2 separate regions of the Homo sapiens genome follow, and region 1 is linked to region 2. The links are chromatin contacts, found by Hi-C or POLR2A ChIA-PET in ENCODE. All regions are on one chromosome and are shown on one strand. Each heading gives the region's core, a stretch centred on a gene start or an enhancer-like site at or near the end of the contact. The rest is flanking DNA. Distances are from core to core; before and after follow the strand shown.

The links. Hi-C counts contacts between places; a loop is a spot of excess contacts on that map. ChIA-PET counts read pairs that join two places held with the same protein, here RNA polymerase II (POLR2A). Pooled maps may share reads with other maps.
Region 1: a loop to region 2 is called in a map with no recorded cell type, with 2.0 times the contacts of the local background. The contact joins two enhancer-like sites. A Hi-C loop is called at or near these places in 4 of 37 single-sample maps with no recorded cell type and 4 of 50 pooled maps. POLR2A ChIA-PET finds 5 or more read pairs at or near these places in 1 of 52 experiments (WTC11).

Annotation. Positions count from the first base shown.
Region 1 is chr7:66,049,412-66,053,847 of GRCh38, forward strand. No RefSeq gene overlaps it. Among named protein-coding and RNA genes, the nearest start is that of ASL, 24 kb to the right of the region's middle. RefSeq lists a silencer at 2,410-2,588. Within about 2 kb of position 1,785, at least 7 of the 41 ENCODE cell types and tissues checked have a DNase peak (open chromatin) inside an H3K27ac peak, as active enhancers do.
Region 2 is chr7:65,806,636-65,811,414 of GRCh38, forward strand. No RefSeq gene overlaps it. Among named protein-coding and RNA genes, the nearest start is that of LINC03129, 31 kb to the right of the region's middle. Within about 2 kb of position 3,181, at least 2 of the 41 ENCODE cell types and tissues checked have a DNase peak (open chromatin) inside an H3K27ac peak, as active enhancers do.

The DNA of each region.
Region 1 (4,436 bases), core at 535-3,034, 240 kb after region 2:
TTGACTCACTGCAACCTTCACCTCCTGGGTTCAAGTGGCTCTCCTGTCTCAGCCTCCCGAGTAGCTGGGATTACAGGCACGCACAAGCACACCCGGCTAATTTTTGTATATTTAGTAGAGACAGGGTTTTACCATGTTGGCCAGGCTGGTCTCCAACTCCTGGCCTCAGGTGATCTGCCCACCCCGGCCTCCCAAAGTGCTGGGATTACAGGCATCAGCCACCATGCCCAGCCGAAGCTACACACTTTTAAACAGCTAGGTGTCGTGAAAACTCACTCATTATTGCAAGAACAGCACCAAAGGGATGGTGCTATACCATTCATGAGAACTTCGCCCCCATGATCCAATGACCTCCCACCAGGCCCCATCTCCAGCACTGGAGATTACAATTCGACATGAGATTTGTGTGGGGACACAGATCTAAACCATATCGACTCCTAATCCAGTGGTCCCCAACCTTTTTGGCACCAGGAACTTGTTTTGTGGAAGACAGTTTTTCCACTGACTAGGAGGCAGGGAGGTTTCAGGATGGTTTAAGCACATTACATTAAACGTGCACTTTATTTCTATTATGATTACATTGTAATAGATAATGAAATAATTATACAACTCACCATCATGTAGAATCAGTGGGAGCCCTGAGCTTGTTTTCCTGCAACTAGACAGCCCCATCTGGGGGTGATGGGAGATAGTGACAGATCATCAGACATTAGATTCTCATAAAGAGCCCACAACCTAGATCCCGTGCATGCGCTGTTCACAATAGGGTTTACGCTCCTATGAGAATCTAATGCTGCCACTGATCTGACAGGAGGCAAAGCTCATGTGGGAGTGTGAGCAATGGGGAGCTGCTGTAAATACAGAAGAAGCTTTGCTCGCTCGACTACCACTCACCTCTTGCTGTGCGACATGGTTCGTAGCAAGCCACAGACTAGTACTGGTTTGTGGTTCAAGGTTTGGGGACCCTTCTTCTAACCTATAAAATTTTAAGACAATAAATTTGTGGGGTTTTGTGCAGCAGTTTGTTACTGCAGTAAGAGAAAATCAGTACATTCCCGTATATATCTGTTGTTCTGTGCAGTCTGTCTCCTGCTCACTCAGGGTCCAAGGTTACAAAATGCTGCTTCTCCAGGTCCGTCCCCACCTTTTCTGCAGGAGGCTGAGTACCTCTCAGATACCTCCTAGATAGATCCAGGTGTCTCAAAGTATGATATGCACACACACACACACACACACACACGCATGCACGAGCACCCCCAGAGTCTGTGCCCCCAATGGTGGCTGCCACCAGCCTCTGCAGTAGGGGCTGCTATCTTGCTGCGGCAGGCCAGGCTGCTGTTATTCCTGCGCCCTGAGGCATGGCCTCCTGCCTGACACGATTTCTGCAGATGCCTTGAGATGCTTTAATTTATTATTATCTTCATTCTCTGGCTGCTGGAGTCCATGGGGCCTTGTAGGGGGACAATCAGAGTGACAGTCACAGTGTCCCACTCAGGACTGCCCCTTGGACCTTCCAACCAAGCAGGAACCTTAACTCTGCCTTAACTTCCTTGGGAGGAAGGACTGTGTCCTGGAGGCTCCATGGTCCTGAGGGGGCCTGCTCTCCACTCCCAACCCAGCCCTCCAGGCAGGCCTGTCTCCTGGGGCCTCTGCTGTAGGCTTTTTCCCATAAACATACACAGTCCCCAGAAAAGTGCTTGAGATAGTGCTTGGCGCTTAGTAAACACTGCATAAGAATGCTTATTGGCCAGATGCCATGCCTATGCCTGTCACCCCAGCACTTTGGAAGGCCAAAGTGGGAGGATTGCCTAAGCCCAGGAATTCAAGACCAGATGGTGCAACACAGTGAGACCATGTCTCTACAAAAAATTAGCCAGGCAGGGTGGCATGTGCCTGTAGTCCCAGCTATTCAGTAGGCTGAGGCGGAAGAACCACCTGAGCCTTAAGGTTTGAGGTTACAGTGAGCAACACTGCACTCCAGTCTGGGTGACAGAGGGAGATACTGTCTCTTTAAAAAAAAGAAAAAGAAAAGGCCGGGCGCCATGGCTCACGCCTGTAATCCTACCACTATGGGAGGCCTAGGCAGGCAGATTGCCTAAGCTCAGGAGTTCGAGACCAGCCTGAGCAACACAGTGAAACCCCATCTCTACTAAAATACAAAAAAAAAAAAAAAAAAAAAAAAAAGGGGCCAGGCGTAGTGCCCGAGCATTTTGGGAGGCCGAGCCAGGTGGATCACCTGAGGTCAGGAGTTTGAGACAAACCTGAACAACATAGTGAAACCTTGTCTCTACTGAAAATGCAAAAATTAGCTGGGCGTGGTGGCACTTGCCTGTAATCCCAGCTACTCAGGAGGCTGAGGCAGAAGAATCACTTGAACCTGGGAGGTGGAGGCTGCAGTGAGCTGAGATCATGCCACTGCACTCCAGCCTGGGTGACAGAGCAAGACTCCATCTCAAAAAAAAAAAAAAAAAAAAAAAAAATTACAGTGGCTCACGCCTGTAATCACAGCACTTTGGGAGGCCAAAGTGGGCGGATCACCTGAGGTCAGGAGTTCGACACCAGCCTTGCTAACATGGTGAAACCCCCGTTTTACTAAAAATACAGAAAATTAGCAGGGCATGGTGGCTTATGCCTATAATCCCAGCTACTCGGGAGGCTGAGGCAGGAGAATCACTTGAACCCAGAAGGTGGAGGTTGCAGTGAGCTGAAATTGTGCCACTGCATTCCAGCTTGGGCAACAAGAGTGAACCTCCATCTCAAAAAAAAAAAAAGTGCTTATTAATAAATCCCGGCCGGACACAGTGGCTCACACCTGTAATCCCAGCACTTTGGGAGCCCAGGGCGAGCAGATCACCAGAGGTCAGGAGTTTGAGACCAACCTGGCCAACATGGTGAAACCCCATCTCTGCTAAAAATACAAAAAATAGTCAGGTGTGGTGGTGGTTTCCTGTAATCCCAGCTACTTGGGAGGCTGAGGCAGGAGAATCACTTGAACCTGGGAGGTGGAGGTTGCAGTGACCCGAGACTGTGCTTCTGCACTCCAGCCTGGGTGACAGAGCAACACTATGTCTCAAAACAAAACAAAAACAAAACAAAACAAAAACCCTTTATATTTTAGTCTAGTATAATTTCTGTAGCACAGGGATTAAGAAAACAAGTCCTGGCCAGGTGGGTGGCTCACACGTGTAATCCCAGCACTGTGGGAGGCCAGGGCGGGCAGGTCACCTGAGGTCAGGAGTTCAAGACCAGCCTGGCCAACATGGTGACATCCCGTGTCTACCAAAAATACAAACATTAGCTGGGCGTGGGGGTAGGAGTCTGTAATCCCAGCTACACAGGAAGCTGAGGTACGAAAATTCCTTGAACCTGGGAAACAGAGGCTGCAGTGAGTTGAGATCACACCACTGCACTCCAGCCTGGGTGACAGAGCGAAACTCTGTCTCCAAAAAAAGAAAAAAAAAGAAAAGAAAAAAGAAATAAATAAACAAAAAGAAATTGACACTTTCGGTCATAAAGCTTGAAACTTACATTTTATTTTACCTGAGTTCCTTCCTCAGGAAAGGATCCCCAGGCCTCTCAAAGTTTATCAAAGAACTGAAACTCACCAGGTCATGGCATCCTGACAATGAGACTCCGGACCCCTCATTCATCATGATTGCTTCCTTACCCCTCCTGAGTTCCTGTATTCCCACACATAGTTGCATTTCTTCCCTGCTGTATAAACCCCTAATTTTAGTAGTCAGGGAGATGGATTTGAGACTGATCTCCCATCTCCTCAGCTGCAGCACCCAATTAAAATCTTCCTTGGCAATAATCACTGTCTCAATGATTGGCTTTCTGTGCGGCCAACAGCTGGAGCTAGGCTGAACTCTACTGCTTTGGTAACACTAAAAGAATGAAATGTGATCATACACACACAGTGGTTCTAAAACATGTCTGCTAATTTCTTTTTTTTGAGACGGAGTCTCTCTCTGTCACCCAGGCTGGAGTGCAGTGGTGTGATCTTGGCTCGCCACAACCTCCACCTCTTGGGGTTGAAGCGATTCTCCTGCCTCAGTCTCCCGACTGGCTGGGATTACAGGCGCCCACCACCAAGCCCAGCTAATTTTTGTATTTTTAGTAGAGACAGGGGTTTCACCATGTTGCTCAGGCTGGTCTCAAACTCCTGACCTTGTGATCCGCCCACCTTGGCCTCCTAAAGTGCTGGGATTACAGGCGTGAGCCATCGCGCCCAGCCCATGTCTGCAAATTCTCTGACACCCCTCATGGAGTGGAGTCTAATTCCTCCTCACCTTGAACATGGTCTGGCTTTCGTGACTCACTTCCTTTTCTTTTGAGACAGTATCTCACTCTGTTTCCCAGGCTGGAGTTCAGTGGTGCAATCACAGCTCACTGCAGCCTCAACCTCCTGGGCTCTGGTGATCCTCCCACCTTAG
Region 2 (4,779 bases), core at 1,931-4,430:
CTAGCCTCAAGTGATCCTCCTGCCTCAGCCTCCCAAATTGCTGGGATTATAGGCAGGTATGAGCCACCTGTGCCTGGCCCCCATTCCCTTTTTTTAAATAACAACTTTATTGAAATATAGTTCACATACCATAAATTCATTTATCAAAGTATGCAATTCAGTAGTTTTTATAATATTCATGGAGCTGTGCATCTATCATCACAATCCGTTTTAGAAGCTTTCATTACCCTGTAGAGAAATCCACACTTCTTAGCCACTTCTACTCCCCTCATCCCCCTGTGTTCCCATAGGCAACCACTGATCTATTCTCTGTCACTATAGATTTGCCTAATCTGGACCTTTTTTTTCTTCTTTTTTTTGAGACAGAGTCTTGCTCTGTCATCTAGGCTGGAGTGCAATGGTGCAATCTCAGCTCACTGCAGTCTCTGCCTCCTGGGTTCAAGCAATTCTTCTGCCTCAGTCTTCTGAGTAGCTGGGATTATGGGCGCCTGCCACCACACCTGGCTAATTATTGTATTTTTAGTAGAGACAGGGTTTCACCATGTTGGTCAGGCTGGTCTCAAATTCCTGACCTCATGATCTGCCTGCCTCGGCCTCCCAAAGTGGGATTACAGGTGTGAGCCACCGCACCCGGCTTGGACCTTTTATATAAATAGGATTGTGCAATATGTGATTGTTTGTGGCTGGGTTTTTTTTCCCTCTTAGCACAGTGTTTTCAGAGTTCCTTCCTGTCATAGCATGTGTCAGTATTTCGTTCCTTCTATGGCTGAATAATATTCCATGGTAGAGACACACCACATTTTGTTTATTCATCAGTTGATGAACATTTGGGTTGTTTCCATGTATTGGCCACTGTGAATAATGCTGCTATGAATATTCATTTATAAGTTTTTGTGTGGACGTATATTTTTATTTCTCTGGGATATATACCTAGGAGAGAAATTGTTGCATTCTATGATACTGTACATTTAGCATTTTGAGAAACTATTTTCCAAAGTGGTTACACCAGTCAGGTGCAGTGACTCACACCTGTAATCCCAGCTACATGAGAGGCTGAGGTGGGAGGATCACTTGAGCCTACAAGTTAAAAGAGACCAGCCTGGGCAAGATAGTGAGATCCTATCTCGATTTTTTAAAAAATCAAATTAAAATGACAAAAAAGAAACACCCAAACAAAGTGGTTAAACCATTTTTTGTTCCCACCTATAATGTATGTGGGTTCCAATTTCTTCAAATTTTCACCAGCATTTCTTTTTTTGAGACAGGATCTCGCTGTGTCACCCAGGCAGGAGTGCAATAGTGTGATCATGGCTCACTCCAGCCTTGAACTCTCAGACACTTGGGATCCTTTTACCTCAGCCTCTTGAGCAGTTGGGACTACAGTCACAAGCCACCACACTCAGCTAATTTTTTTTATTTTTAGTAGAGACAGGGTTTCACTATGTCACTCAGGCTGGATTTCGAACTCCTGGACCCAAGTGATCCACCTGCCTTGGCCTCCCAAACTGCTGGGATTATAGGAGTGAACCACCATGCCTGGTCCTCTATCTCTTTTCTCTCTTCCTTTTTTCCTTGCTAGATTGAAATGTGTCATGTACCAGCTATCCATCCAATGACTGCCCATCAGTTCCAAATTCACCCTTCACTGCCGGCTCTGCAAACATAGACGTGGGTTCCTTATATGCTTCCTCTATCAGCTGGTACATTATTAAATGTTGTCACTACATTGTGCTAGAGGGACTTTGTAAGAGGCTGTTCTTTCTGATTGTAGTGTGTCAATCTCCACAGCCACTGAGCTTGTCCAGCACTGGGCTCCTGCCCTGCACGGTGCTCAGCAGCACCCAGTGACCAGCAGTTTCTCTGAACCTGCATGGGTGGTTTTGTAGTGAGACAACTGTTCATTCATAGCTTAATCTAGCACCATAGAAGGCAGATTTTCAGCAAATTCCAGAGGGCAGATTGCTAGCATGTTCCACCATGTGGTAATGCAGCAATTCTGCCATTGAATTACCCATGACTGTGCCCTCTCCAAGGGTGACTGGATCTCAGCCCTAGTGAAGAGTCCCTTTCTTGGTCACTCCATCTCATCATAGGGACAGTAGGGGCAGTTACTGTTCATTGTATCAGCTGGTCCTATACTTTTTTTTTTTTTTTTTTGAGACAGGGTCTCCCTCTGTTGCCCAGGCTAAAGCACAGTGACGAAATCATAGCTCACTGCAGCCATGACCTCCCTGGCTCAAGCAATACTCCCACCTCAGCCTCCCAAGTAGCTAGGACTACAGGTGTGCACCACCACACCTGGCTATTTTTTTTTTCTTTGGTAGAGACAGGGTCTCACTGTGTTTCCCAGGCTGGTCTCAAACTCCTGGCCTGAAGCAATCCTCCTGCCTTGGCTTTTCATATTACTGGAATTATAAGCATGAGCCACCATGCCTGGCCTCTGATAGTCCTGTGTTCTCTAGAGTTCTTCTTACTTTTTGGTAGCCAATCTCTTATTATGCTGTTGCCCTGTTATAATGAATAATTCTCTGTATTAAATTTTACCACTTTAAACTTTTGAGTGGTTTTTGTCTCCTGATTGGACTCTAATATGCTAAGAAGGGTCCCGGCAGATAGACTCACACAGATGGGATTTGGGCATAGGTTTGGTTATCCAAGGGACCATGCTGAGCTCCTTGCCAATGGGAAATGGGATGCTGGTGATTTCCAGGAAGTGACCTCACAGTTTTCTTGGGGGACTTTACTGGTCCTTCTTCAGGAAACCCTGTCCTTACCCCCATCATCACTCTTTCACTCTCGTCTTTACTCATCTTTAGCCTCAGCCGAGATGTCTCACCCCACTCTCTCTGATGCAACAAGAAGCCCCTGGGGAACGTTTCAGTCCCACTCTGTACTTCTGTCACATGCTCATCACAGTCTGGTAAGTGCTGGCATACGATTCCTAGATTAGTACATTTTGCATTGCTATAAGGAAACACCTGAGGCTGGGTACTTTATAAAGAAAAACAGTTTATTTGGCTCACAGTTCTGCAGACTATACAAGTAGCATGGTGCCAGGCTGGGCACAGTGGCCCACACCTGTAATCCCAGCACTTTGGGACGCTGAGGCAGGAGGATTGCTTGAGCCCCGAAGTTTGAAACCAGCCTGGGAAACATGGTGAGACATTGTCTCTACTAAAAAAAAAAAAAAAATCAGCCAGGCATGATGGTGCACTGATGCATGCCTAATGCATGCCTATGGTCCCAGCTACTTGGGAGGCTAAGGTAAAAAGATCTCTTTAGCCCAGGAGGTCAGGGTTGCAGTGAGCCATAATTACACCACTGCTCTCTAACCTGAGTGTCAGAGTGAGACCCTGTCTCAGAAAAAAAAAAGCATAGTGCCAGCATCTGCTGGTGAGGACCTCAGGAGGTTTCCACTCATGGTAGAAGGAGAAGGAGGAGCCGGCACGTCACTTGGTGAGAAGACGGAGCAAGGGAGAGGGGAGGAGGTGCCAGGCTCTTTAAACAGTTAGCTCTCACATGAACTAGTAGAGAGAGAACTCACTTATTACCATGGGGAGGGCACTAAGCCATTCATGAGGGATCTGCCCCCATGACCCACACACCTCTCACCAGGCACCATCTCCAACATTAGGGATTTAATTTCAATATGAGAATTGGAGGAGACAAACATTGAAACTATATCAATTTCCTGCTACCCTATAAGCTCTGTGAGGGCAGAAACTCTTACACCTTGTTCACTGCTGTTTCCTGGGCACCTATTATAGTGCCTGGTATGTAGTAGGTGCTCAAGAAATATTTGTTAGAGCCTGATGTGTTGGCTCAAGCCTGTAATTCCAGCACTTTGGGAGGAGGGGGCCAGGGGATTGCTTGTGCCCAGAAGTTGAAGACCAACCTGGGCAACATAGTGAGAACCTGTCCCTAGAAAAAATAATAAACTGGTTGGGTGCAGTGGCTCGTGCCTGTGATCCCAGCAGTTTGGGAGGCCGATGTGGGTGGATCACCTGAGGTCAGGTGCTCAAGACCGGCCTGGCCAACATGGTGAAACCCCATCTCTACTAAAAATACAAAAATTAGCCAGGAATGGTGGCATACACCTGTAATCCTAGCTACCTGGGAGGCTAAGGCAGGAGAATTGCTTGAACCTGGGAGTTGGAGGTTGCAGTAAGCCGAGATCGCCCCACTGCACTCCAGCCTGGGTGACAGGGTGAGACTTCATCTCAACAACAAAAAAAAAAAAAGAAAGAAAAAGGAAAAATAATATACTTAACCAGTTGTGGTGGTACATGCCTGTAATCCCAACTACTTGGGAGGCTGAGGTGGGAGGATCACTTGATCCCAGAAGATGGAAGCTGCAGTGAGCCATAATCACCCCACTATACTTCAGCCTGTGTGACAGAGGGGGACTCTGTCTCAAAAAAAGTAAAAAAAAAAAAAAAAAAAAATTTGTTGGGGAAAAAAAAAGTGAACAAGAAAAGGTGTCAGGAGAGTACTGTGAATGTGGGTCATGTCAGTAGAGTGTAGGGACTTGGGCAGGAGCAGCTGGACCCCAAGAGTAGATTGGTGGAGACCAGGTCATTCATCCTAAGCAGTTTGCCTTGTAGCATGTAGATGAAATATCCCACGTTGGCTGCTGGTGACTGAACTGGGCTTCCTGTTTCTGTGTTTGGTTTGACCATCACAGTGTTGAAGAACTGTTGAAGTGAATACCTTGCAGTTTGCTACGGTTTCCCCCCTTCTCCCACATTACTCCAGCCTCCTTCCCTCACGTAGGTTGCC